Regions from separate parts of the Homo sapiens genome. Here region 2 is linked to region 1. A link is an interaction called in ENCODE POLR2A ChIA-PET data of the cell type or tissue named here. Cell type or tissue: OCI-LY7. All regions are shown on one strand. Links, peaks and the distances in the headings refer to the core of each region. The heading gives the core; the rest is flanking DNA.

Region 1 (15,127 bases), core at 6,596-11,595:
CTCCCGATCTCAGGTGATCCGCCTGCCTCAGCCTCCCAAAGTACTGGGATTATAGGCGAGAGCCACCACGCCCAGCCGGGAAAAGAGGTTTTAAACATCTTTTATCTTTTTTTTTTTTTTTTTTTGAGACAGAGTCTTGCTCTGTTGCCCAGACTGGAGTCCAGTGGCCACAGTCTTGGCTCACTGCAACCTCCGCCTCCGGGGTTCAAGTGATTTTCCTGCCACAGCCTCCCAAGAAGCTGGGATTATAGGCGCCTGCCACCACGCCCGGCTAATTTTTGTATTTTTAGTAGAAATGGGATTTGCCATGTTGGCCAGGCTGGTCTCGAACTCCTGACCTCAAGAGATCTGCCCACCTCAACCTTCCAAAGTGCTGGGATTACAGGCATGAGCCATTGTGCCTGGCTTTAAAAATGTTTTAAATAAAAATATGTGATCAAGTGTTCATCAATGGATGAATAGATAAACAGTGATACGTACATACAATGGGTCATTTAGCCTTAAAAAGGATAGAAATTCTGACACATGCTATTAACACGGATGAACCATGAGGACATTATGCTGAGTGAAATAAATCAGGCACAAAAAGACAAATACTGTATGATTCCATTCACATGAGGTACTTTTATGAGGCAGAACAGTCAAAAACAGAGAGAGGAAGGAGAATGGTGATTGCCAATGCTGCAGAAGAGAAATGGAGTTACTGTTTACGGGTACAGAATTTCAGTTTTGCAAGATAGAAAGAGTTCTGGAGATAGATGACGGTGATGGCTATACAACAATATTAATGTACTTAACTACTGAACTTTGCACTTAAAAATGGGAGATGGTAAATGTATGTGGTGATCTGAGGAGGGTGGAAAAAAAACCTCTGTATTTATAAAAAATTCCCGATAGCAATAACCACATTCTAAGATGCTGCGCAACAGAATAAAGTGCCAGCAGAGTAATAAGAAACAAAAACCTATTAAGGAAGCTATGAAAATGAACTTCACCTGATGACTAGGACCGACACGAATCTCCCCCTGGGTACTGTTCAGCCTCCTGGAACAGAAATAGAGCAGATTAAGTTAGCGCAATACAGTTTTGACATAAACATTCACACATTTTTCAAAAAAAGTAATTCTCTTCAAATAAATGAGGAAAAACTGAGGAAGAATTAACGTCCCCACTACTTCTAATGTTCTGTATACATACACCACCCACCACCACACATGCACCTCTAAAACCTTTTCCTTTGAAAATCCTAAGAACTGCAGCTTCCTTTCATGAGAACCTTCCTACATCATCGTTCTTTTTTTGAGACAGAGTCTCACTCTGTCGCCCAGGCTGGAGTGCAGTGGCACAATCTCGGCTCACTGCAACCTCCGCCTCTTGGGTTCAATTGATTCTCCTGCCTCAGCCTCCAGAGTAGCTAGGATTTCAGGTGCCTACCACCACGCCCGGCTAATTTTTGTAATTTTAGTAGTAAATTTCAGTAAATTTTGTAATTTTAATAATTTGGGTTTTCATCATGTTCAGCCAGGCTGGTCTCGAACTCCTGACCCTCAAGGGATCCGCCTGCCTCGGCTTCCCAAAGTACTGGGATTACAAGCACGAGCCACCACACCTGGCCCCTATACCATCATTCTTTCATGCCTCAGAGAGATGGACATTCCTGTAGTACAATTCCAGTCAGACATTTCTTCCGTTCAAAACATCTCAGGGTGCCCTACCATAAGCCTTATAAAATACAAATAAGAAAACTTATCCTAGGACATATACTGAGCCATCCATCCATCCATCCATCCATCCATCCATCCATCCGTCCGTCCGTCCGTCCATCCAACAAATATTTAAGTACCTACTATAAGCCAGGAATTGTCCTAGGTGTTGGGGATAAAGCAACAAACAGGGACAGGTACAGAGGCTCACACCTGTAATTCTAGCACTTTGGGAGGCTAAGGCGGGAGGATCGCTTGAGCCCAGAAGTTTAAAACCAGCCTGGGCAACACAGAGTGACGCCATCTCTACAAGAAAATTAAAAATCAGCTGGGCATGGTGGCGCACGCCTGTAGACCCAGTTACTCAAGAGGATCGCTTGAGCTGGGAGGTCAAGGCTGCAGTGAGCCATGTTCGCACCACTGCACTCCAACCTGGGCAACAGAGCATGACCCTGTCTATAAAAAAGGCAACAAACAAAACAGTGTCAAAGAAGATGGCCTAAAAGGAGGCACATGCTCTTGTTTTTCTCTCATGGATCTGATACCCATACCCACTGTGTTTGAAATTGTTAAAAATACATTTTGGAAAGCTATCGTTTCCTTTAGGGCACCTGGGCCCAGTACTTTCTTCTTTTAATCCAATCATTTTCTCATGAAGAATCTTGCTTGGGCAAAGGTGGTGGTAAATGTGACAAAGGAAGAAAAAAAGAAGAGGAGGAAGAAGGGGAGAAAGGGAGGAGGAAGACAAGGAGGAGGAGGAGAAGACGAAGAAGAGGAAGAAGAAGAAATGTGGTGGCCCAGTCATCAAGAATCTTACAAGCCTCCAGCTGGCGAGGCAGCATCTGTACCAAAACACCAGAACAGGCCGATGCCCGTATTCATCAACATAAGACACTTCAAAAGACACAGTACAAAAATGTGAAGGGGAGGTACCAAAATGAGGCGGCTTCAAGAGAAGACACAGAAGGAGATAATAGGCCTAGCAGCAGGAAAAAAAAAGAGGACTTTCCAAGTAGAAATGAAAGCATGCAGAGGTGGCAGGCTGAAAGGGAGGGGCGGTGACAGGGAAATGCTTGCATGTGGGCTGACTTCATCATACAAGTCATCTTCATTTCTTCATTAGGAGAATGGTATGTGGAAAAACGAAGCTAAAAGATGGATTGTTCTCATAGGTTTATGCAGGAAATGGAAGAAGCTGTTTTAGGAGGTATGTAAAGGAATCAAATCAGCCACAAGTTATTTTAATCACAAGCGCTTCTTTAAGAAAAACAAGCAAGCAGTCAGCGTTACCACTATTTCCCTTCCAACTTGTCCTTTTCTATTTTCTAACTAGCTGTGAGCAAAACAAGCTGCCAAAAGCTCTAAATACTTTCCAAATGCTTTCTTGCCTACAAGTAGGTCTAGCCAGAATGTATCATTTCAGAAACCTTCAGCCACAGCCCATTCAGTAACTTCTGCCTGCAGCTCAACCTTTGGGTTCTTCCAGAAGGTCTGTTACTCTGGAGTTCTCCAGTGGTTGGATATCATTTCCATATCATGGCTACACTGTTAAGTCCTTGATAATTCCAGAAAAAACATTCCTGCTTGATTTTTATTTTATTTTGGAGATGAGGTCTTGCTATGTTGCCCGGTCTGTTCTCAAAACCCTGGGCTCAAAGGGACCCCCACCTCAGCCTCCCAAAGCGCTGGAATTACAGACATGAGCCACCGCACTCACCGCCCAACCCCATTTTTATTTTAATAAGCCAATTTATCATCATATTTAGCTTAAAAAAACCCAATGTACCATGGTAATGAAACAAACTCCCAAATACCCTGTTGACTAGAACTACTTATATCTCACGTATTTCCATAAAAATAGGATGCAGATAATTATTATTAAACTAATAATACAAATGAGACAAAAAAATGTATTGGGCCATCTTAAGAGACTTGAAAATTGTTTAAGTTTATAACAGGGAAGAGTACTAATAAGTAGGCTATAACATGAAAACCAAGATAAAATAAGGAAACTTCTTAAAAGCTTATTTAAAAATCCCTCTTTGCAACAAAAGTATTTTTAAATTGTATGTAACTTTTAAATATCAGGGTTCTATAGCAAGAAATACAACAAAGTTCTTTTTGAGCAGGTAGGATCTGAGGTGCAGACAATGGCATTAGCCTACTATATGCAAGAGTTACAGAATATAGAATAAATGGCAAAAGTACTTTTTAGGTCCAAGATATAAAGAGGTAGATAGCAACACACCACCTTAGACAAAGCTTGATGCAGCTGACAGAAAAACTGTCAGAATATGAGCTGAAGGTGAAAGACAAGAAGTACACATGGTGGGGAAGTGCCAGCATCCAGCTGTATCTGGATCCACCGAGCAATCAGAATCCTCCTTACTGAACTAAGTATCCCTCCCCTGCTGCCGCACTGCTCTCCTCTCTTTTTTCTTTTTCTTTTTTTTTTTTTTATCCTGTATCCCCAGACAGCTGCATCACCCTTGATAGGTCAGGCAGCCACAACACCCCAGAATGTTTCCCTGGCACATGGAAAAAGCACCCCCATGAGGCTGCAGCCAGGTGCAAAGTGAGTCTGTGAACTGCTCCCTTCTTGAATGCACCTTTGTGGTTCACACCTCACTCATTAATGATATTTAAACATGACAGTATCAACAGCTTGTAGGAAACACTCTTTTTTTTTTTTTTTTTTTTTTTTTTTTTTGAGACGGAGTCTCGCTCTGTCGCCCAGGCCGGACTGCAGACTGCAGTGGCGCAATCTCGGCTCACTGCAAGCTCCGCTTCCCGGGTTCACGCCATTCTCCTGCCTCAGCCTCCCGAGTAGCTGGGACTACAGGCGCCCGCCACCGCGCCCGGCTAATTTTTTGTATTTTTAGTAGAGACGGGGTTTCACCTTGTTAGCCAGGATGGTCTCGATCTCCTGACCTCATGATCCACCCGCCTCGGCCTCCCAAAGTGCTGGGATTACAGGCGTGAGCCACCGCGCCCGGCCAGGAAACACTCTTAATCATCAATTGCAATCTTGATGCAATGACTACATTTTGTCTTTTACTTAACATTTCTCAAACTTTTAGGTCTCTGTACCCTTTTACACTCTTAATAATTACTGGAGTGTGTCTTGGTGGTCCCAGAATCTGTCTCTTGTTTCAACAATGTCTGAACAGCACATATCCTGGGACTCCATCTGTTCCAGCCTCCAACTGCCCTCCAATCTCCCCTCCATTTGCAACCTCCAGCACCCTTCTTCTCGGCCATATCCTGCTTCTGGGACCAGCCACCACTGTTTTTGTGGTTAGCTCCTCAACCCCGCAAGCTCTGGGAGGCATGAGTGACTTCTTCCACGAATCGGCCAAGAAGATTCAGGGCACTGAGTGTCTCTTGAAGATGTGTGTGTGGCAGCGGCACCCATTTCCAGGATGTGGAGAAGCCATCTCAAAATGAGTGGGGGTAAAAACCCTGGGTTCCATGGAAGCCACCATGGCTCTGGGGAAGAACCTGAACCAGATCCTCGATCTTTAGGCCCTGGGTTCTGCCTGCACAGACCCCCATCTTCTGTGACTTCCGGAGAGCCACTTCCTAGATGAGGAGGTGAAACTCAACAACAAGATCGGCGACTACCAGACCAACCTCCCCAGGCTGGGCTGGGTAAATGTTTCTTCCAAAAGACTCACCCTCAAGCACCACGAGGAGCCTACAGAGCCCAGCAAACTTTTAGGAGCCCCTCTCAAAGTTCAGGGCTACTGCCTAAGCAGCGCCTCCAGCCACTACCCTGGACCCCTCTCCCAAGCCGTGGACAAAACAGAAATAAAGCTTATTACAAAAAATAAAAATAAAAATTACTGAACATCCCAAGAAATCTAAATTTTTGAAAACTTTCAAAATATTGATTTAAAAATAGCAATAAGCCCATTACATAACAATATACATATTCTTATAAAAAGTAATTGCATTTAAGCAGAAACCTTTAGTAAAAAGTGAGGCATTATTTTATGTTTTTGCAAATCTCATTAATATTTGACTTAATAGAAAAGACAGCTAGATTCTCCTATCTACTTTTGAATTCAATCTGCTGCAATATATTGTTGTGGTTAAATTATATGAAGATAATACAGCCTAACACAGTGATGTAACTAGAAAAGGGAAGAATATAGCCTTTTTGATACTACACCAAAAACTCAACAAGTTCCCGGCACTCTGGGGGGCCGAGGTGGGAGGATCACTTGAGGTCAAGAGTTCGAGACTAGCCTGGCCAACATAGTGAAACCCTGTCTCGACTAAAAATACAAAAAATTAGCCGGGTGTGGTGTTGCATGCTTGCAATCCCAGATACTCAGGAGCCTGAGGCAGCAGAATTGCTTGAACCTGGGAGGCAGAGGTTGCAGTGAGCCAACATCGTGCCATTGTACTCCAGCCTGGGCAACAAGAGCGAAACTCTGTCTCAAAAACAAAACAAAACAAAACAAAAACTCAACAAGTAATCATTTCTTAAAGATGTGTACACAAGGTGAGTCTAAAAGCCTATCAATAGTCTTTTGACTGTGCTACTCTGAAATCCATTGGTCTGTCTTGCCTTTGAATGAATGGATCTTCTACTCAGATGTGATTTTGTAATGTCATGCATTGGTTTTATAGAGAATGTCAGTTTACTCAGTTCTGCAGATCTTTCAAATATCAACCAGTTCTTTATACAGCATTTTTTAAAAATCATATTAATATCACCTATCTCATAAGAAATGCCTTTCAGTGTAGAGAAGCTGTCAGGCTCAGAGTGGTGAGTACAAGCTTTTCGAAATTCTAATTTTTACTTGAAAGTTCAAATCTTAGCCTTGTCAAATAGTATCAGTGTTTTCCTTGAAATAACAAGCTCACTTAATTCATCTTCAAGAAAGTTTCTGCCAAATGCCCACGTCTGAATGACCACAGTTTGTCTGTCAGTTGTTCTTTCAAAGAGTAACTGATATTCCATGAAAAAAGTGGCTAGCTTCGCTTCTAACTCAAATGTCTCGACGGAACCAAGGCTTCTCCTCAAGACAATCACTGTCTTTTGGTATAGGGCAGAAGACTTTTAAGTCGGGAAGCCAAGTCTTGGGATTAAAAAATACTAATAGGCTGGGCGAGGTGGCTCACGCCTGTAATCACAGCATTTTGGGAGGCCGAGGCAGGTGGATCACCTGAGGTCAGGAGTTCGAAACCAGCCTAGTCAACATGGTGAAACCCCATCCCTACTAAAAACACAAAATTAGCCATACCGGGTGGTGTGTGCCTGAATCCTAGCTACTCGGGAGGCTCAGGCAGGAGAACTGCTTGAACCCGGGAGGCAGAGGTTACAGTGAGCTGAGGTCACACCATTGCACTCCAGCCTGGGCAAAAAAAGAATGAAACTCCGCCTCAAAAAAAAAGAAAGAAAAGAAAAGAAAGAAAAGACAAGACAAGAAAAGAAAAGAGAAATAATAATAATAATAATGAGGTCCACAAGCTATGCTCTGAGAAGCACTGATTATGGCACATTCTGAACTTCAGCAAGTGCTGGAGGCTAAAATTCATCTAGAAGACTCCAGCTTTCTTCTTTGATGAATAACAACAGTAGCTAACATTTCAGCACTTACTATCTGTCCTAGGTGCTCTACAGTATTATCTCATTTCTAGGTATTAAGGCATTTAATTCATGTTTTGATATTAACAGACATGTTAGTATTGCTATTCACAGAAATTCAGGTGTCTTTCTATCCTGTGTTCAAAGCAACACAGCACTACACGTGGTGGTGCACACCTGGAATCCCAGCACTCTGGGACGCTGAGGCAAGAGGACAGCTTGAGCTCAGGAGTTTGAGACCAGCCTGGGCAACAGGCTTTATAAAAAATGTTTTTTTAATTAGCTGGTCACGGTGGCACGCACCTATAATCCCACCTACTCAGGAGGCTGAGCCAGGAGAATCACTTGAGCTCTGGAGTTTGAGGCTGCAGTGAGCTATGATCACACCACTGCACTCCAGCCTGGGCAAAACAGAGCTAGACTGTCTTTAAAAAAACAAACAGGCCGGGCGTGGTGGCTCACCTGAGGCAGGCAGGTCACCTGACGTCAGGAGTTCAAGACCAGCCTGGACAACATGGTGAAACCCCACACTACTAAAAATACAAAACTTAGCCGGGCGTGGTGGCAGGCGCCTGTAGTCCCAGCTACTCAGGAGGCTGAGGCAGGAGAATTGCTTGAGTCTGGGAGGCAGCGGTTGCAGTGAGCCAAGATCATGCTACTACACCCCAGCCTGAGTGACAGAGCAAGACTGTCTCAAAAAACAAACAAACAACAACAACAACAACAACAAAACATAGCTACTAAAGAGGTTTCTGCTTGGATGTACAATGCTGCTGAATTAACAAAGTAGGTCTAGTCAAAGCCAGGGTGGTCATCAACTTCGGAAGAAAAATCCAGACCAAAGGCAGTATGAATCCTAGCCAAGACATATAAAGGATACTACTGTATGAATTAAGAAACCAAAGATGCAAGTAATATCCAGAATAATGCAACATACACACACATCTATCTTTATCCTCATCTTAAGAGTTTTCACATACGTTATCTTAAATCTAGGTGTAGGCCGGGTGCGGTGGCTCGTGCCTGTAATCCCAGCACTTTGGGAGGCTGAGGTGGGCAGGTTACCCGAGGTCAGGAGTTCCAAAACAGCCTGGCCAATATGGAGAAGCCCCACCCCTAAAAATACAAAATTAGCCAAGCGTGGTAGTGGGTGCAGTAGTGGGCACCTATAATCCCGGCTACTTAAGATGCTGAGGCAGAAAAATTGCTCAAACCCAGGAGATGGAGGCTGCAGAGAGCCGAGATCCCGCCAGTGTACTCCAGCCTGGGGGACGGAGCAAGACTCTCTCAGAGGAAAAAAAAAAAAAAAAAAAAAATCTAGGTGTATTATAGTTACATAACAAACACAAGCAAAATAATAATACTAGCTATCAATTACTAAGTGCTTTCTATGCTGGGCACATATTATTTCATTATTCCACGACAACTCTATGAGGCAGTATCTCCATAGGTAATAATAATAACAATACTAATTTTAACATTAATAAAGCAACTAATATATCCATTGAACATTTACTATGTACCAGGCATTGCAAGGTAAGCAATTTCCATTTATTTTCTTATCTAATCTTACAGGCGACCCTGTAAGATAGGTGCTATTGTAGTAAGTGTACAGGTCAGGTCACTGAAGCCAAGAGACGTTACGCAGTTGCCCAAGATTAAACAGCAAATAAGTGGAGAAATCAGGAATCCTACTCAAGGTCAGCTGACTCCAAAGTCAGAGCTCTCAATCACACTCCCATATGGCAGAATGATTAAGTTACTGAACCAAAATCACACAATTAATTACAAACAGAATGATGAGAATCCATATCCCTTTCCCTATTTTGGTTCTATGTTTATTTCAAACACCCAAGCAAGACAAAATGATCAAAAGAATTTTTTTAAGTTTGAAAGTCATGATGAAAGAGAAAAACCTATCAAAGTTAGAGGCCAATGTATATAATACTCTTGAAATGACAAAATTACAGAAATGGAGACACATTCGTGATTGCCAGGTGTTAGAGATGGTGGGGAGAGGGAGGGAGGCGGAGGGTGCGACCACAAAGGGAGAGCTTTGTAGTGATGGATAGCTCTGTCTCTTCATTGTTGTGGTGGTTACACAAAGCTATCCATGTGATAAAATGGCACAGAACTACACGCACACAATCTACTAATGCCAGTTTCCTGGTTTTGGTATCGTATTACAGTTACAAAAGATGAGACCACTCTGTGGTATCTTTGCAACTTCCTGTGAATCCAAAAAATTTAAAGTTTTAAAAAAGTCAAATGAAGGGGGGGATATACTACAGGCAGATGGGAAATCAGAAAGAACACCAGACATGAGAAAAGCTGATTAAAGGACAAACAGATCAACCTCAAATTACACTGTACACAGCTGAACCAGTAACTGAAGAAAGAGGGCCACAGCTTATTAGCAATGAGATTCAAGAAATTAACTCCAAGTGACATATTTATTTTTTCCTTATGTTTACTAAGGATTTCTGCTGTGGATTCATCATCTTGGAGACATCTTTATACTGTGAATCATATTACAAAAACCGAATTAAGAAGTGTCACTATCATCCCCAGCAAAAGAAGGAATTTCTCTGTGTAGCTAATGTAAATAATATGTTTTTCAAAACAACTTAAGTTCAGCCTACATTATTCTACAAATCTTTGTTTTAGAATATGAAAAAAATAGTTCCAGAAGCCAAATTACAACAATAATGGTAAGTTGTTGTTTTTATTCCTGAAGTATTAAAAAAACAGAAAGTCATTGTATATGAAATCTGATACAAAAAAACCCCAGTGTAACAAAGCAGTATCCATAGCAACTACAACTTAATATTTCAGTCCTCTTCAACTGCAGTGGATTAAATAAAATGACAAGATGTTCCCTTTGAAAAGTAACCTGTTACCATGGAAACGTTTTATTCTAAGAAGTAAACAGGGAATGGACAGAAAGGAGCAGGGAGCCTGTAAATGAATATCAAAAAGGGAGAAGCATCTTTGCAGAGGAGATGGAGGTGGCGATGGCAGGCAAAGGGAGGGTCTGTGAGAAGAGCATGCCTGCTAGATGCAGGATCCCAGCCCAACCCAGAGGCTTGGCCCAGAACATGATGCGGCCACTTCTTCACCCTGAAGAAAGGGGAAGGGGCAGGAAGGCAATGTTCTGTGAACATTCACCAAAGACGCCCAAAGATCTCTATGTGATCACGGTGACTGCTTAAGATAGGCACTTGATTCTACAAGGGAAGATGAGGGAGGAGGATAGAGATATGGGAAGAACACATGAACAGAAGGCACCACCATGAAGCAACTAAGGGCAAGAGCTGACCCCCTCATTCAGCCCCTCCCCAAGCCTTGGGTCCTAACAGTCGTGTAGCCTGTGGCCCATTCCCAAGGTGCTGGGACAGAAAAGGCTCAAGTCAGACCCTTGTTCTGTGGCTGGCGTCATGTATGAATGAGATCACTGAGAAATCTCTCTCCCTGTCCTTCAGATGGTAAATATCACACAGCAGACATTCTTATCTTTTCCACAGGGTATTAAGTTGAGCAGGAAGACTGACATGGCATCAACAGAATGAAGATCTTAGAAACGCTACTTAGTACACATTTAGAAAATGACCACAGAAGAAGTCTGTGGGTCCAGAACAAAATACACTACATTTTAAGAAAACCAAAAGGCAATTTATCAGAATCACTTTTTTAGATGGATTGTGAGGTAGGAGTGAAAGCGAGGATTAAGAAGGAAGACTAGTGCAATATGCTGGGTTTCTCAATTTTCCCCAGCATGAACACATACTTCAAAGCTGCCCTGAACAAGTCTGAAATTTCTTTTTAAAATCTAACATAGTATCTTAAAAAGCCATGCGAATGTTGTATTCTATCCCATCATATATTCCCATTCATTTTTAGAGAAAAATTTCCATAAATCTGAATAAAATCATTGTGCTGGCCGACTCTGGGCACACTTTCTGTGGGTTAGCCCTGCTCCTTAAGAAACAGCAATAAATAAATAAACAAATAAACAAACAAACATTAAAAGAAACATCATTGTACTTCCTATTAGGATCTCCCATGACACTGTCACACCCACACCTGAGTCTAGATGTTCAAAAGCAGGGAAAGAGCATGGTCTTCAGAATTAAATGAACCTGAATTAAAATTTTAGTATCAGGCCAGGCATGGTGGCTGGCTCATGTGTGTAATCCCAGCACTTTGGGTGGCCAAGGTGGGTGGGTCCCTTGTGCCCAGGAGTTCAGGACCAGCCTAGGCAACATAGCAAGACCTAGTCTCTGCAAACAAACAAACAAACAAAAAACCCAACCAACCAACCAAACAACAAAAACAACAAAAATTAAAAATTAGCCAGGCATGGTAAAATGCACCTGCAGTCCCAGCTAGTTGGGAGGCTGACACAAGAGGATCACTTGAGCCCAGGAGTTTTGAGGTTGCAGTGAGCTATGATCACACCACTGCACTCCAGCCTGGGCAACAGAGCAAGACCCTGTCGCTAATAAAATTTTAAAAATAAGTTTCAGTACCCAGGTTTTGTTTGCTCTGTGATTTTGAGGACACAATTAAATCTAATTCCTTAGTTTCCTCATCTATGATATGAAGTTGATAATGTTATTATGCAAGGTTGCTATAAAAATAAAAGATGATTTATGGAAAGAACTAGACATAGTACCTATTGCTTAGGGGTCATTAATATTATTAAACTCTATATACTGGCAATAAGTGAGAATGGAAGCTAATCCTGCTATTATGAGTTCCCGAAGTACCACTTACCTCTCCTTCCACCCATATCACAGTCAGGATTTTATATTTATTTTTTGTAGTTATTTCTTTGAATGGCTGTCTTGCCCTCTAGACTGGAAGTACATGCGGGTAAGAACTAAAACTGGTTTTGGTCACCATAATGCAGAACTCACTGGCTCTTACTAGATACATTTTTAATAAATAAATGACTCCAATATTCTAACTCAACTACTGCTTAGCCACAGACAGCAAGCAAGGGCTCTGCTGCAAAGCTTAGCTAGTGAAGTCCCCGTGACAGAAAGCCAGCCCTCCAAGCAAAATTAACTTAAACGTAGGTTTGATTAAACTGCCTAACAGGAACAAAATTCATTATTCAATCAAAAATAAAACTAAAAACAAATACAAATGAAAAAACAAAGAGATTTAGTCAACTTAAAGTTACCACTTCCATATTCACACACAAATAAATACAAAGGCCAACACAAGAACTTGTCCAAAATCCAAAATCATAAAATTCTAAATTTTCTCTGTGGAAAGTTCCTGAGAGGCCATTGATCCAATCTTCTAGCTTAATAGAAGAAATCAAGGCCTGAGGAAAGAAAAGTGCTCTTTTAAGGGGTCACACTGAGTTAATTACTGAAGAAGACTCCAGGCCACACCGGCAGCTCTCCCACAGGGTCCTCCTAAATATAATTCAGGGTCCAGAACTAGAAATTTGGCATTGCCTGAAGAATAATAAGAATTTCCATGCTGGTAAGATGCAGTAAATATGGCCTCCACACACAATAATGTATGAGTAATGTCAGGAAAAAAACTGGTCAAAAAAATTTAACAGGTGAGAAAGATCCAGTTTCAAAGTGCTATAGTGACTTTGCTCCGTTGTCTAAATTTCTTATCTGCCTTCTCTCTCTTCTCCATTATGTGGTAACCTACCGTGTATCTGGCAACGTCATAAAACAACATTCCACCACAGGCTCCTAGGGAACTTTACTGTAATGGCCTGTGGCAAAGTTTAGGGGCTGCGGCCTAACAAAGCTGCCTGCACACACATGGAGATTCAGCCAAAAAACTTTTTAAAAAAAAAAAAAAAAAAAAAACCACTATGACCGAAACCCACTTACAAAGCAGCAGTCACTGTAGATTAAGCTGCTCTCCTGACCCAAGATGGTGCTAGCTTTCTGCATATTGAAATCAAACTGTATAACAAAGCTGAATGAAGCACCCCCAGAAAAAAAAAGGGACTTTGGACCAAGCAAGCATGTCTACAACACGTCTAAAGGTTTCTTTGTCCCCTCAGGGAAATGTTATAAAAAAACATGACAATTGCCTTATTCCTCCTCGCTGCAGTGGTATGAATATAGAAGGAAGAGAACACAAACAGGCAATAACTAACACACACACATGCACCTAGTGTGTGTAAGTGAGAAAGTGGCAGGAAATGTTTAATGCTGAACACACCCAATATTATAAATTATGGAAGTAGAGCTTCTTTTTTTCAAAAAAAAAAAAAAAAAGAACTCCAAGATGTATAAAGAAAAACATAAACACTCAAAGAGAGTAAGAAGAAAGTGGATCAGTAAATAGTTATTAAACATACTGGTGGTTAATAATTAGTGTAATTCCTAAAACAATCCCTAGCATTGTCTTAGTTGAACAGGCTATTAAAAATAAAAAGATGTTGGCCAGGCACAGTGGCTCATGCCTATAATCCTACTATTTTGGGAGGCCAAGACAGGAAGATAGTTTGAGGCCAGGAGTTCGAGACCAACCCAGGCAACAAAGTGAGACCTGCATGCCTATTTTTTTTAATTAAAAATTTAAAAATATATGTTGTTGTTGAGATAATCATATCTACATGAGCTTGAGACTGTACATTTGACCTGCGAATTAATAACAATAATGTACTAAGCAACTATGTGCCAAGCACTTCCAAGTTGTTTTCATCTAATCTTTACAAAAACTGTAAGAAATATTTATTTCCAGATTACCCATGAGAAAAATGAAGCTCAGAGGAGGGAAGGAACCTGTCGAATGTCACCGCTTGCCCAATTGTCACTTATTAGGTGGAATCTGAACCACACTACCTGGCTCCAAATCTAGCCTTTCCTCTTACCACAGATGATGCATTCATTTATTCAACATATTCATACCAAAGACCCATTTGCCAGGTACTCTACTAGAAATGGAGACCGTAAGAATAGACTTGGCCCCTGCCCCAAAAGCTTGATGTCCAATAGGGAAAAAAATCAAATAATCACAAATAAATGTGTAGCTCAAAGAAGTTTGATAGAAATAATCTCTAATTTTCCCAGTTGAATTAAGTGTTTTACCTTAGACTCAAAGTATCATAGAGTATACAATATGAGATCAGTTATCTTTCAGAATTGTTTTAAAAGTACATTCAAGCATGAGTCTCATTAGACCAAAAAGAAAAATAAATCAGACTCATGCTTTATCACCCACAGTTGCAGGAATACAGGCATGCCCCTATCAGAAACTGCTCAGAAGAGATGATAACTAATTATCTGTGCTTATTTAGGAGAAGATTTGTGAATGTACACACCATCTAAAATATTCCTTTAGCTATTATTTTCTACCTTCTCTCTCATCCTGTCAGACATTTATGTTACAGTCTTAGAATACACGGTTTTCTGGTGGAAGACAACTCGGTTGAGTAACAAACAAAAAGTACCTGGCAAATGCGTCTTTGGTATGAATATGTTGAATAAATGAATACACAAAGTAAAATGGAAAAGAAAACAAATTCAGAAGGAAAAGAATCAGGAAAAAAGAACAACTAGAGAATCACAGACATCTGGTCTTAGATATATTAGAGTCTTCTAATTCATAAATTAACACAGTAGCCACGAGTCAAGGAAGAAGTGAAAAGAAGATTAAGAATGAAGTGTCAGCCGGGCAGGGCGGCTCACACCTATAATCCCAGCACTTTGGGAGGCTGAGGCAGGCAGATCACCCAAGGTCAGGAGTTTGAGACCAGCCTGGCCAATATGGTGAAACCCCGTCTCTACTAAAAAATACAAAAATTAGCCAGGCATGGTGGCAGATGCTTGCAATCCTA
Region 2 (15,127 bases), core at 5,042-10,041, 1.8 Mb before region 1:
CATGCCCGGCTAATTTTTCATATTTTTAGTAGAGGCAGGGTTTCACCGTGTTAGCAAGGATGGTCTCGAGCTCCTGACCTCATGATCCACCCGCCTTGATCTCCCAAAGTGCTGGGATTACAGGCGTGAGCCACCGCGCCCGGCCGATGGATCAGTTTTCCCAGAGAGTTTTCCTCCTTTCTCCTGCCTGGGGAAGGTAAAAGCCCTGCAGGGGAAGGATCTGGGAATAGCATCTCAGTACCCAAATGTTCACAAAATTCCCTTTTTTGGAACAATATCTGGTGTCTAGCTATGTTTTGATATTGAGGCTCCAAAGTCTTCCTTTGGAGTTAATAAACTTCCCTTAGTGGTGGAGGTGGTGTAGTTGCATGGCTGCGTGGGCTGGGAAAGGAGATCTGGGGTTCTTATCTATTCTTTTTAAAGACTATCATCAACACTGCTGCTCAGCCTCCGATTCCTGACCACTCCTGGGTCCCGCAGCACAAACCAGCTTACTTTCCAGGTGGCACGGGCCCCTCCATTTTACATCTTCCAAAATTTCATTGATGTCTTTTGTCTGATATCATCTTCTCTTCCATTCCTTTTGTCCATAAGCATTTATAAATGTTTCTTTTTTTTAAAATTTTACTGAGATTTCTGGAGGGAACAAATGTAAGCTCTGGCATGAGTTTTCATCAGGAATAATGAAAGTCCCTTTGTACAACATAATATTATGCCACTTGTCCATTTGTACAACTTATATTTCATTTCCAAATTTCCTTCATTTAGAAATTTATTGGCCGGGCGCGGTAGCTCATGCCTGTATTCCCAGCACTCTGGGAGGCCGAGGCGGGCGGATCACTAGGTCAGGAGATCGAGACCATCCTGGCTAAAATGGTGAAACCCTGTCTCTACTAAAAATACAAAAAAATTAGCCGGGCGTGGTGGCGGGCGCCTGTAGTCCCAGCTACTCGGGAGGCTGAGGCAGGAGAATGGCGTGAACCCGGGAGGAGGAGCTTGCAGTGAGCTGAGATTGTGCCACTGCACTCCAGCCTGGGCAACAGAGCGAGACTCCGTCTCAAAAAAAAAAAAAGAAATTTATTTCTGGACCGGGCGTGGTGGCTCACACCTGTAATCCCAGCACTTTGGAAGGCTAAGGTGGTGGATCACCTGAGGTCAGGAGTTTGTGACCAGCCTGGCCAACATGGCGAAACCCCATCTCTACTAAAAATACAAAAATTACCCAGGCATGTTGGCGGGCGCCTGTAATCCCAGCTACTTGGGAGGCTGAGGCAGGAGAATTCCTTGAACCTGGGAGGCAGAGGCTGCAGTGAGCTGAGATTGTGCCACTGTACTCCAGCCAGAGACAAAGTGAGAACTTGTCTCAAAAAAACAAAAACAAAAACAAACAAAAAACTAAATTTAATTTCTCATTAGTCTGTAAACACCTTGAGAAAAGTGGTTGAAATATTTCTATTTCCAGCAGCATTGTGTGCCTAGCATACAATCAGTTCTTCGCGCATGTACCTGAAGGAATGTATTTAATGTACATAGTTCCCCCTCATCCACAGTTTCACCCTCTCAGGTTTCGGTTACCCATGATCAACTGCAGTTTGAAAACATTAAATGAGCCAAGCATGGTGGCTCATGCCTGTAATTCCAGCACTTTGGAAGGTTGAGGTAAGTGGATCCCTTGAGTCCAAGAGTTCAAGAGTGGCCTGGGTAACATGGCAAAACCTCGTCTCTGCAAAAAATACGAAAATTAGCCGGGTGTGGTGGCATGCGCTTGTCATCTCAGCTGCTTGGGGGGCTTAGGTGGGAGGATGGCTTATGCCCAGGAGATGGAGGCTGCAGTGAGCTCTGATGGTACCACTGCCCTCCAGCCTGGGCAATGGAGTGAGACCTCGTCTTAAAGAAAAGAAAAGAAATATATATTAAATGTGAAATTCTAGAAATAATCCATGAGTCTTTTGTTTTGTTTTGTTTTGAGACGGAGTCTTGCTGTGTCGCCCAGGCTGGAGTGTAGTGGCACGATCTCAGCTCACTGCAAGCTCCGCCTCCCGGGTTCACACCATTCTCCTGCCTCAGCCTCCTGAGTAGCTGGGACTACAGATGCCTGCCACCATGCCTGGCTAATTTTTTGTATTTTTAGTAGAGACGGGGTTTCACCATGTTAGCCAGGATGGTCGCAATCTCCTGACCTTGTGATCCGCCCACCTCGGCCTCCCAAAGTGCTGGGATTACAGGCGTGAGCCACCGCGCCCGGCCGAAATAATCCATGAGTTTTTTTTTTTAATTTAATTTAATTTTATTATTATTATTATTATTTTTTTTTTATTGATCATTCTTGGGTGTTTCTCGCAGAAGGGGATTTGGCAGGGTCACAGGACAATAGTGGAGGGAAGGTCAGCAGATAAACAAGTGAACAAAGGTCTCTGGTTTTCCTAGGCAGAGGACCCTGCGGCCTTCCGCAGTGTTTGTGTCCCTGGGTACTTGAGATTAGGGAGTGGTGATGACTCTTAAGGAGCATGCTGCCTTCAAGCATCTGTTTAACAAAGCACATCTTGCACCACCCTTAATCCATTCAACCCTGAGTGGATACAGCACATGTTTCAGAGAGCACAGGGTTGGGGGTAAGGTCACCGATCAACAGGATCCCAAGGCAGAAGAATTTTTCTCAGTACAGAACAAAATGAAAAGTCTCCCACGTCTACCTCTTTCTACACAGACACGGCAACCATCCGATTTCTCAATCTTTTCCCCACCTTTCCCCTCTTTCTATTCTACAAAACCGCCATTGTCATCATGGCCTGTTCTCAATGAGCTGTTGGGTACACCTCCCAGACGGGGTGGTGGCCGGGCAGAGGGCTCCTCACTTCCCAGTAGGCGCGGCCGGGCAGAGGCGCCCCTCACCTCCCGACGGGGCGGCTGGCCGGACGGGGGCTGACCCCCCCCACCTCCCTCCTGGACGGGGTGGCTGGCCGGGCAGAGGGGCTCCTCACTTCCCAGTAGGGGCGGCCGGGCAGAGGCGCCCCTCACCTCCCGGACAGGGCAGCTGGCCGGGCGGGGGGCTGACCCCCCCACCTCCCTCCCTCCCAGACAGGGCGGTTGGCCGGGCGAGGGGCTGACCCCCCCACCTCCCTCCCGGACGGGGCGGCTGGCCGGGTGGGGGGCTGACCCCCTCACCTCCCTCCCGGACGGAGCGGCTGGCCGGGCAGAGGGGCTCCTCAGTTCCCAGTAGGGGCGGCCGGGCAGAGGCGCCCCTCACCTGCCGGACGGGGCGGCTGGCCGGGCGGGGGGCTGACCCCCCCCACCTCCCTCCTGGACGAGGTGGCTGCCAGGCGGAGACGCTCCTCACTTCTCAGACGGGGCGGCTGCCGGGCGGAGGGACTCCTCACTTCTCAGACGGGGCATCCGGGCAGAGATGCTCCTCACATCCCGGACGGGGCGGCAGGGCAGAGGTGCTCCCCACATCTCAGACGATGGGCGGCCGGGCAGAGACGCTCCTCACTTCCCAGATGTGATGGCGGCCGGGAAGAGGCGCTCCTCACTTCCTAGATGGGATGGCCGCCGGGCAGAGACGCTCCTCACTTTCCAGACTGGGCAGCCAGGCAGAGGGGCTCCTCACATCCCAGACAATGGGCGGCCAGGCGGAGACGCTCCTCACTTCCCAGACGGGGTGGGGGCCGGGCAGAGGCTGCAATCTCGGCACTTTGGGAGGCCAAGGCAGGCTGCTGGGAGGTGGAGGTTGTAGCGGGCCGAGATCACGCCACTGCACTCCAGCCTGGGCACCATTGAGCATTGAGTGAACGAGACTCCGTCTGCAATCCTGGCACCTCGGGAGGCCGAGGCTGGCGGATCACTCGCGGTTAGGAGCTGGAGACCAGCCCGGCCAACACAGCGAATCCCCGTCACCACCAAAAAAATACGAAAACCAGTCAGGCGTGGCGGCGCGTGCCTGCAATCACAGGCACTCCGCAAGCTGAGGCAGGAGAATCAGGCAGGGAGGTTGCAGTGAGCCGAGATGGCAGCAGTACCATCCAGCTTCGGCTCAGCATCAGAGGGAGACCGTGGAAAGAGAGGGAGAGGGAGACCGTGGGGAGAGGGAGAGGGAGAGGGAGACCGTGGGGAGAGGGAGAGGGGATAATCCATGAGTTTTAAGCTGTGCACCATTCTGGGCAGCGTGATGAGATCTCTCGCTGTAAGCTTGATCCCGTCTGCAACGTGAATCCTCCCTTTGTCCAGCGCATCCAGGCTCTACCTGCTGGTTAGTCACTTAGCCATCTTGGTTGTCAGAGCTACTGTCATGGTATCACCGTGTTTGTGTTCAAGAAACCCTTGTAGTACTTAACATTGGCCCCAACTTGCAAGAGTAGTGATGCTGGCACATTGTTATAATTGTCCTATTTATTATTACTTATTGTTAATTGCTTACTGTGCCTAATATATAAATTAAACTTTATCATAGGCATGTAGTCTGTAGGAAAAAACAATATACATAGGGATGGGTACTATCTGAGGCTTCAGGCATCCGCTGGGGATCTTGGAACATATCCCCTGTGAATAAGAGGGGACTACTGTATGCTAAAACGGGGAGGAGAGAAAGAGCTGGAAACAAAAAAATGATGGAAGTGGAGAAGCCAGGAGATGTTTTCATTCACTGATAGGCAGAGGAACAGAGTTCAGATTTGAGTACCAAGGACCCCCCAGGAGCAGAACATTGCCAAGGAAAGCCCTAAGTCCCTCTTCCTGAACTGGGGTAGATCAGCCTTCTCCTCAGCATCGCTGATCTCGGGAAGCACATGGCTCTGCCATTTGGTAAGCTTCGTGTCTTAGTCCGTTTGGGCTGCCATAACCAAAGACTATAGATTGGGTGGCTTCAACAACAGACATTTATTCCTCACAGTTCTGGAGGCTGGACAACTCCAAGACCATGGCGCTGGCAGATGTGGTGTCTGGTGAGGGCTGGCTTTTTGGTTTACGTCTGTCTTCTGTTTCCTCATATGGCAGAAGGGCTGAGGTACCTCTCCAGGGCCCCTTTTATTTATTTATTTTTTAATTTTTATTTTTAGTGACTGGGTCTTGCTCTGTCACCCAGGCTGGAGTGCAGTGGCATGATCATAGCTAACTGCAGCCTCCAAATCCTGGGCTCAAGCAATCCTCCCACCTCAGCCTCTCAAGTAGCTGGGACTACAGGCGTGCACTACCATGCCCAGATAATTTTAAAAAATATTTTGTGGCTGGGCGTGGTGGCTCACGCCTGTAATCCCAGCACTTTGGGAGGCCGAGGTGGGCGGAATACATGAGGTCAGGAGTTCGAGACCAGCCTGGCCAACATAGTGAAACCTCGCCTCTACTAAAAATATGAAAATTAGCCGGCCATGGTGGCGGGCACCTGTAATCCCAGCTACTCAGGAAGCTTGAGCCCAGGAATTTGAGACCAGCCTGAGTAACATAGTGAGACCCCATCTCTACAAAAAATGTTTAAAAATTAGCCGGGTGTGGTGGCACATGCCTGTAGTCCCAGCTACTTGGGAGGCTGAGGTGAGACGATCGCTTGAGTCCTGGAGGTTGAGGCTACAGTGGGCTGTGGTGGCACCATTGCACTCCAGCCTGGGTGACAAAACAAGACTCTGTCTCAAAAAAAAAAAAACAAACAAACAAAAAACCTTCTGGGTTTTTGTTGGTCGGTTTGTGTTTTGTTTTGTTTCAATTTGTTTTTCTGTGAGTATTTTATCTTATGAAAATATTGAGAGTCCTTGGGGTGGAAAATGGAGGTGTTCTTGTCTAATGGGTATAGGGTTTCAGTTTTGCAAGATGAGAGTTCTGGATATTGATTTCACAACAATGTGAATGTACTTAGTGTTACTGAACTGTACACTTAAAAATGGTTAAGATGGTAAGTTTTATGTGTATTATGATTAAAAAATATATATATATATGGAGCCTTGACCCCTTGACTTTGGGTGGCTTTTTAATCCAGATACTTTGCTTCTATTTTTATTGTCATCTGGAAAGCCAAGCTGTAAGCAGAAATGCTACTGGTTAGTAAGAGATAGAAAGTTCTGGAACTCAGCAGAGTCACCATTGCTTAGTGCCATACCTGTTCACAGTGCTCACAGCTGGCATTACTAAATGAGTTTTCAACTTTAGAGAAGCACAGCTTTGATTGTATACAGTGGCTGGCCAAGGACTCAGGTCTTCAGTGTTAAAGCTGAAGACGCTTCTCGTGAGGCCGGGAGAGGGTTCCCAATCTCAGCACTATTGACATTTTGGGCTGGATAAGTCCTTGTTGTAGGAACTGATCTATGCATTGAAGGCTATTTAGCAGCATGCCTGGCTTCTACTCATCAGATTCTAGCAGCACCAGTCCCCGGGTGTGGCAGCCAAAAAATGTCTCCAGACATTGCCAAAACCCCCTGGGCACACAAAATTGCCCCTGGTTGAGGACCACAGGTGATGAAGCTGTCGGTCTCAATACACACTTCTCTTCTCCAACACTGGCTTTTCCTACTGCGCCACTGTGAGCAAAGATTTCTAGCTTCTAGAATAAAATGAATTGAAAGAGAAAAATATTTAAGCTAACATTTAAAGCAAGCTTGTCCAACCCGTGGCCCGTGGGTTGCATGCAGCCCAGGACGATTTTGAATGTGGTCCAACACAAATTTGTAAACTTTCTTAAAACATTATGAGATGTCTTTGCTTTTTTTTTGACGGAATCTCACTCTGTTGCCCAGGCTGGAGTGCAGTGGCATGATCTTGGCTCACTGCAATCTCTGCCTCCTGGGTTCAAGTGATGCTCCTGCCTTAGCCTCCTGAATAGCTGGGACTACAGGCATGTGCCACCACGCCCGGCTAATTTTTGTATTTTTAGTAGAGATGGGGTTTCACCATCTTGGCCAGGCTGGTCTTGAACTCCTGACCTCAGGTAATCTGCCTGCCTCGGCCTCCCAAAGTGCTGGGATTACAGCTGTAAATTACGGTGCCTGGCCTTTTTTTTTTTTTTGCTGAAGCACATCAGCTATTGTTAGTGTTTAGTATATTTTATGTGTGGCCCAAGACAATCCTAACAATGTGGCCCAGGGAAGCCAAAAGACGGGACACCCCTGATTTAAAGAATGCTTACAATGTGCCAGATACTGCACTGTGCTACCTGATTAATGATCTCATTTAATCTTTTCAACAATTATCTGATGTAATTATAGACAGCCTCATTTTACAGTTGAGGAAACTGGGGTTTAGAGAAGTTGAATAACAGTGCGAAGTGGCTTATGCCTGTAATCCCAGCACTTTCGGAGGCTGAGATGGACAGATCGCTCAAGCCCAGGAGTTTGAGACAAGTCTGGGAAACATGGCAAAACCCCGTCTCTACAAAAAATACAAACTTAGCCAGGCGTGGTGGTGCTTGTGTGTAGTCTCAGCTACTTGGGAGGCTGAGATGGGAGGATCCCTTGAGCTCAGGAGGCGGAGGTTGCAGTAAGCTGAGATCGCCCCACTGCACTCCAGCCTAGGAAGCAGAGTTCAGACCGTGTCTCAAAAAAAAAAAAAAAAAAAAAAAAAAAAGAGGTTGAGTACTCGTTCCAGCTCACGGAGCTAGTAAATAGAAAGACCAGGATTCAGACTCAGGTTTGTATCTTTCAATGACTGTTTTTATGTTTCCTTGGTTTATTTATGTTTTCTCTTTGAGATTAACTTATATGATGATGTTTCAGAGGACTTTTAGCCATAGGTGTGATAACACCAGCTTGATTTTAGAATTCCCTGGGATATGCGGCGTGTAGATGTTATCTGTGACCCATGAAGGTAGAGAATGTTTTATCGGCCACTCAACAGCTCTGACTCTTAAGATAAAGTCTCTATGAGTTAGGAGGTAAGTACATTACTGCCTACATCACTGCCCCTCTGGGAAAAATGTCGGTTAAGGGGCCACAGCACTGGTCCCCTTCCCAGTTGTAATAATGCTTGCATGTCCCTTAACCAGCAGAGGGCAGACTTGTGGTCCCAATGAACAGAAGCGTACAAAGAGACTGCACTTGAAGGTTTAGAATAGGAAGGGGGATGTTTCAGGAAAATGGCGCCCCCATCACCTGCTTGTGCAGAAGCAGGGCTGTTTTGTGGACAATGTGTTTGATTCTCTGGTTCTTTTCTCTTTTTCTTTTCATTTTTTTTTTTTTTTTTTTTTGAGACAGAATTTTGCTTTTGTTGCCCAAGCTAGAGTGCAATGGCGCAATCTTGGCTCACTGCAACCTCCGCCTCCCGGGTTCAAGCAATTCTCCAGCCTCAGCCTCCCTAGTCGCTGGGATTACAGGCGTGCACCACCGCGTCTGGCTAATTTTTTTTTGAGACAGAGTCTCACACTGTCATCCGGGCTGGAGTGCAATGGCGTGATCTTGGCTCGCTGCAACCTCTGCCTCCCGGGTTCAAGCGATTCTTCTGCCTCAGCCTCTCGAGTAGCTGGGATCACAGGTGCCCGCCACCACGCCTGGCTAATTTTATGTATTTTCAGTAGAGACGGGGTTTCACTATGTTGGCCAGGCTGGTCTTGAACTCCTGACCTTGTGATCCACCTGCTTCAGCCTCCCAAAGTACTGGGATTACAGGCGTGAGCCACCGTGCCCGGCCCTGGCTATGTTTTTTGTATTTTTTTTTTTAAAGTAGAAACAGGGTTTCACCATGTTAGCCAGGCTGGTCTTGAACTCCTGACCTCAGGTGATCTGTCCGCCTCAGCCTCCCAAAGTGCTGGGATTACAGGCATGAGCCACCACGCCTGGCCTCTCTGGTTCTTTTCAAAAGTGCACGACCTCCTTCCAGAAGGCTCACAATAAGTGGGCATACCACCTTAGTTCTGTTTTCCCAGTCCTGGTTTATCTTTTTGTATTTTTTTATTTTGAGACAGTGTCTCTGTCACTCTGTCAGGCTGGAGTGCAATGGTGTGATCTTGGCTCACTGTAGCCTCCACCTCCTGGGCTCAAGCAATCCTCCCATCTCAGCCTCCTGAGTAGCTGGGACTACAGGCACATGCCTCCACGCCTGGCTAATTTTTGCATTTTGTGTGGAGACAAGGTCTTGCTATGTTGGCCAGGCTGGTCTCAAACTCCTAGGCTCAAGCCATCCGCCTGCCTTGGCCACCCAAATTGCTGGGATTACAGGCATGGGCCACCACGCCCGGGCCTAGTCTTGGTTTTTCATTGTGAAGATGATCCTGGGCCTGAAAGTATTCCAGGAGCAAAGCCTGTTTCTGCCATGCGGGACACCATCAAGGAGAGGGTTTTCCTCTGCACCCTCCTTTTTGGTAGGTTCTCAGGGGTTCAGTGCCATGACTGCGAAGTCAGACCATGTGTTCAGGCCCCAGCATGCTACAGGAGGCCCCAGCACGCTACTGGAAGCAGGATGCTGGATCTAGAAGGTGATGGATGTATTAACATGAGGAAAGTCACTCACGTTTTTACCTCATGTAAAAGGAAATTACCAAGAGAATCTGCAGCCAAAATCCTGTCCAGACTGAAACTCTGATGAACTTACCCAAATCTTCCCTTTCCCAGGCTTTCCTGCATGACAGTTCCAGGAAGATTCAACAAAAGCCACGGCTTCTCTGAGTTTGTTGTTTCCTGGAGAAACAAGCTTTCACCTGCCACCTGGCCCTCTGTAGCTGCTTATAAATACAGATGTGGGTGGCAGAGTCATGCCAATCATGATAAGCTGTTCATACAGAGGCTTTTCACTCACTGTCCGTGTTACCAACAGTATCTTAGTAGAGTCAAGAGTTTTGTTTTTAAATTTTTTAATTTTTAAATAAAGATGAGGTCTCACTAGGTTGCTGCAGCTGGTCTTGAACTCCTGGCCTTAAGTGATCCTCTCCCACCTCGGGCCTCCCATGTTACTGGGATTACAGGTGTGAGCCACCACACCCAGCCTCAAGCATTTTCTTTCTTTTTTAAAATTTATTTTTATTATTTATTTATTTATTTTTTGAGACGGAGTCTCGCTCTGTGGCCCAGGCTGGAGTGCAGTGGCACGATCTTGGCTCACTGCAACCTCTGCCTCCTGGGTTCAAGCAATTCTCCTGCCTCAGTCTCCTGTGTAGCTGGGATTACAGGCACACACCACAACACCCAGATAATTTTTGTATTTTTAATAGAGATGGGGTTTTGTCATGTTGGCCAGGCTGGTTTCGAACTCCTGACCTCAGGTGATCCACCTGCCTTGGCCTCCCGAAGTGCTGGGATTACAGGCTTGAGCCACAGTGCCCGGCCTCTTTTTTTTTTTTAATTATAGAGACGGGTTCTCACCATGTTGTCCAGGCTGACCTCGAACTTCTGAGCTCAAGTAATCCACCTGCCTCAGCCTCTATAAATGCTGGGACTTATAGGCATGAGCCATTGTGCCTGGCCTCCTTCAAGCATTTTCAAAATTTCTTCTGAATAGGAGTGGTGGAGGGCTGTGTTGGAGCATTTCTCTTCTACCTCGTCTGTCCTCCTCACTCTCAGGTATGTCTGATTATATTGAAAGTTTAAGGTTGTTGCTAAGCCTAGTATGGTGGTCATTGGGGAGAATCCCAAGAACGTCACAGGTGCTGTTTCTTCAATGAAGGCAGAGGGGAGTTCTCACTCCAAGCAATGAGCTTACTCTAGAAACAGCCTATCTGTTGGATTCCTGCATTTCATATGAGGTTTGAGTAACTAGTTCCTTGCAAACAATATGAAAAGACAAAAGTTTCAAGGTTTAGAATCACCATGGCAACGCCCCAGATTCCCTGCCGTGCCCAGGTCTTGGAGTGGTAGGAACTGCTCATGCAATTTTTCCGAAATTGGCCAAAGCTTCAAGACCTACGGGGTTTCCCATTTGGTGCTCAGAATGTGAATTTTTTTTTTTTTTTTTTTTTTTTTGAGACAGAATCTTGCTCTGTCGCCCAGGCTGGAGTGCAGTGGCACGATCTTGGCTCACTGCAACCTCCGCCTCCTGGGTTCAAGCAATTCTCCTGCCTCAGCCTCCTGAGTAGCTGGGATTACAGGCGTGTGCCACCACGCCCGGCTAATTTTTTTTGTATTTTTAGTAGAGACAGGGTTTCACCGTGTTAGCCAGGAAGGTCTCCTGACCTCGTGATCTGCCACCTCAGCCTCCCAAAATGGAATGTGAATTTTTATAGTTGCCACGGCAAAGTCTCCTGTTATATGGGTATAGTGGGTTGAATCGTGGCTCCCAAAAGTGATGTCCAAGTCCTAACCCCCAGAACATGAGAAAGGGACCGTATTTCGAGAATGGGTCTTTGCAGATGTAATGAAGGATCTTGATATCATTCTGGATTGAGGATGGACTCTAGCTCCACTGACAGGTGTCCTTATGAGAAAAAGGTAGAGGCAGATTTGAGACACAGACACAGGGGAGACGGCCATGAGAAGACAGAGGCAGAGATTGGAGTGAAGCAACCACAGGCCAACAAGTCACCGATACCAGAAGAAGCAAGGAAGGAGTCTGTCCTACAGTCTTCAAAGGGAGCGTGGATCTACTGACACCCAGATTTTGGACTTCTGACCTCCAGAGCGGTAAGAAAATAAATTTCTATTGTTTTAGGCTACCAAGTTTATTACAGCAGGCTCAGGAAACTAATACTCTAGGTGACGTCTGCTCCTCCACCCCATGCCTCTGCATGCTTGGGTTACAACAGAGAGTGCTTTCCCCTTGGTTGAACAACACTTTTTTTCTTGAGAAAAGAAAACATAAGGGTAAAGCAGTTTTTGGAAGGGTTACTCAGCCAGCTAGATCGTCAGAATCAACTCTGGTAGGAGTGGGCCACAAACATCCATCCTAGGGCATCCGGAGAGAGTCATTCTCCCTAACAATAGCTCTGGGCATGGCTCTGTATTCGTCTGTTCTTGCATTGCTATAAAGAACTACCTGAGACTGGGTCATTTATAAAGAAAAGAGGTTAAATTGGCTCACGGTTCCACAGGCTGTACAGGAAGCATGGTTGGGAGGCCTCAGGAAACTTACAATCATGGCGGAAGGTGGAGGGCAAGCAGACACGTCCCACGTGACTGGAGCAGGAGGAAAAGAGAGCGAAGGGGGAGGTGCTGCACACTTTCAAACAACCAGATCTCACGAGAACTCACTCACTATCACGAGAACAGCAAGGGGGAAGTTTGCCCCCATGATCCAATCACCTCCCGCCAGGCCCATCTTCCAACATTGGGGATTATAATTTGACATGAGATTCGGGCAGGGCCACAAATCCAAACCGTATCAGGCTCCACATTTTGTTTCTTTGTTTTTTTTTTTCCCTGTCCTTCCCTCTACCTGAAGCTCATTTGAAAGCAAGTTTCCATTGCTGCTATTCCTTCCTTACTTTGGTCAGAATCCTCTTTTTGTGGTATCATAAATGGTTTCCATGGAAACAAAAGGTTAGGATAGAACAGTGCCAATGTGCATGTAAACTTCAGAATTAAACAAGGGCTGTTGTTTTTGCCTGTCATGGAGTTCCGTTCATTCTGAACATGTCACCGGGGACTTTGGAATGTGTATCCATAACTCCCTGATTTTCAACCACATTCCAGCCTGCCTGACTCATGAAGCGTGGAGCGACCCAGGAACATCCCAGCTCCTCATGTCCCACATTCTTCAGGCTTTCTCTTAGTTTTGGCATGTGCATGTAAATGTCAACAGGTGAGGTGAGATTTGCTGTAAAGAAGCAGATGGTCCCACAGGGTAGGCTGTGGGAGAGATGGAAGTTCTAGCAGGAGATATCACAGCCAAAGACTAGCAATCTAGGCTTATCATTTGTTTAGTGCGTCAGAACCAGTGAGTCGAGGAGGAAAGGAGACCCAAGGCTATGTGGTTGCCCTCACGACTGGGAGTTTACATTTGCTTCCTGCCAGAACCAAGGACATAGCGACCGATGTGCACAGACTTCTCCAAGGTTGTTTAGTCATTGGCAAAAACAGGCCTTCACCCATCCTTGAACTGGGTCCAAGTAACTGAGATGTGCCTGTAGTGGAGGAGCGCAGGTGGAGGTTCTGAGTCCCTGAAGCTCTGCATCTTTACTTTACAAGAGATGCTGCCTGGGAGTTCTTACTTCAGAGTAAGAGGGGTGGCCATGTTATCACCCAGACTAGAACACTTTCCAGAGTGAGAAGAGCCGCTATTAATTATAGGGCAATGGCTAGAATCTGGTCTGTCCCTGGAGAAGAGGGACATCTGACAACCCTATCTTTATTTTATTTTTTTAGATGGAGTCTCGCTCTGTCACGCAGGCTGGAGCACAGTGGTGTGATCTTGGCTCACTGCAACCTCTGTCTCCTGGGTTGAACTGATTCTCCCGCCTCAGCCTCTCAAGTAGCTGGGACTACAGGCGCCCGCCACCAGGCCTGGCTAATATTTGTATTTTTGTAGAGATGGGGGTTTCACCATGTTAGCCAGGCTGGTCTCGAACTCCTGACCTCAGGTGATCTACCCGCCTCGGCCCCTCAAAGTGCTGGGATTACAGGCGTGAGCCATCACGCCCAGCTGGCTATAACCCTATCTTTAGGCCAACTTGTACCCGGCTCCACTATGGAACTCAGTGTCGAAGTGCCCGGGCTTCCTGCCCTGGTTCTGGAGATGGGTGGTGGCAATGGCTGCACAACAGTGTGAAGGTAGTAATGGCCACAGAACTGTGCCCTTCACAGTGGCTAAAAGAGCACATTTTATGTTATGTCTGTTGCACCCCAATGAAAACAAATAGCAAACGTTCTGATATTCCCTCCAAACCAGCTGCTTCTGCTGACTCCTCGTCTCAATTAATCGCGGCTCTGTCTTCCGTTTGCTGAAGCCGAAGACCTCCCCGCTCTCTCAGAGCCCATGTCTGGCACATCAGCGAATCTCGTTGGCACTGCCGTCAAACACATCCATCTAGGATCTCCCCGCACTTCACGCCACCCACCGCGCTAGTCTGTGGATCCCTGTTTCTCTCTTGGATGTAGTAATAGTCACATAGCTGGACTTCTGCCCTGGCACTTCTTCAGCCCCTTGTTAGAGGAATCCTGCTAAATGTTGGATGATTTACCCCCCACCTCCCGCACCCCCCGCCACACACACATAGGAGCTCCACTGGCTCCTCATAACTCTCAGGGTGCCAGCCTGTCTCTGCCATGACCCGAAAGCTCTCCGTCATCTGTCTCCCGCCCCTCCCTCACTGACTCTATCTGCCACCCTCTCCCTGTTGTCCACGCTGCCCCAGCCCCACAGGCCTCCTCCTGTTCCTCAGACTCCCCAGGGATACTCCTGCCTCAGGGCCTTTGCCCTGGCTATTCCCTCCAGCTACAATGCTCTTCCTGAATCTGCATGATTCGATGCCCACTCCCCCATTCTCAGCCTGTCCCCACATCTCAGTGAGCCCTGCCCGGGCCACCCTGGAAAATCTCAGCATCCCAGGCTGGGCGTGGTGGCTCATGCCTGTAATCTCAGCACCTTGGGAGGCCAAGGCAGGCAGATTGCTTGAGCTCAGGAGTTTGAGACCAGCCTGGCCAACATGGCGAAACCCCATCTCTCCTAAAAATACAAAAATTAGCTGAGTGTGGTGGTGCGTGCCTGTAATCACAGCTACTTGGGAGGCTGAGGCAGCAGAATCGATTGAACCTGGGAGGCAGAGGTTTCAGTGAGCCGAGATCATGCCACTGCACTCCAGCCTGGGCGACAGAGCGAGACTCCATCTAACACACACAAAAAAAGCACTTTTTTTTCATCCTCCCAGCACTTCTTGTCCTCCTTGCTTCCCTTGTTTTTTTTTTTTTTCACATTCACACATATGATGATCCAGCATTCTACATATTTTATTTATCTTATTTATTTTCAGTCTTCTCCACTCAAATGTATGATATTTAAGGCAGGGGTTTTAAAATGTCTTGTTCTTGGCCAGGCATGGTGGCTCACACGTGTAATTCTAGCACTTTGGGAGGCCGAGGCAGGTGGAGCACCTGAGGTCAGGAGTTCAAGACCAGCCTGGTCAACATGGCGAAACCCCGTCTCTACTAAAAATACGAAATTAGCCAGGCGTGGTGGCGGACGCCTGTAATCCCAGCTATAATCCCAGCTACTCAGGAGGCTGAAGCAGGAGAATCGCTTGAACCTGGGAGGCAGAGCTTGCAGTGAGCCGAGATCACGCCACTACACTGCA

The links. Peaks named below come from ENCODE experiments on the same cell type or tissue, not always from the same donor. Only the 100,000 strongest peaks of a DNase experiment are listed, where the experiment ranks them.
Region 2: POLR2A ChIA-PET joins it to region 1 with 6 read pairs; 1 of 35 experiments calls an interaction of 5 or more read pairs at or near these places.

What each region holds. Positions count from the first base shown.
Region 1 is chr1:8,507,632-8,522,758 of GRCh38, forward strand. RERE (arginine-glutamic acid dipeptide repeats) reads right to left here. Exons shown (of 23, transcript NM_001042681.2): 8 at 996-1,044. LOC124900452 (small nucleolar RNA SNORA77) reads right to left here and starts at 4,288; the gene lies at 4,164-4,288. RefSeq lists an enhancer at 1,836-2,336. In OCI-LY7, for the core only: no CTCF peak of the experiment used is centred there; DNase peaks (open chromatin) are centred at 7,497, 9,400 and 10,426; H3K4me3 peaks cover 3,440 bases; H3K27ac peaks cover 4,958 bases.
Region 2 is chr1:6,712,212-6,727,338 of GRCh38, forward strand. It overlaps LINC01672 (long intergenic non-protein coding RNA 1672), which reads left to right and starts at 12,534. Exons shown (of 2, transcript NR_104620.1): 1 at 12,534-12,639. RefSeq lists an enhancer at 2,078-2,899. In OCI-LY7, for the core only: a CTCF peak has its summit at 7,955 (motif pointing right); a DNase peak (open chromatin) is centred at 7,980.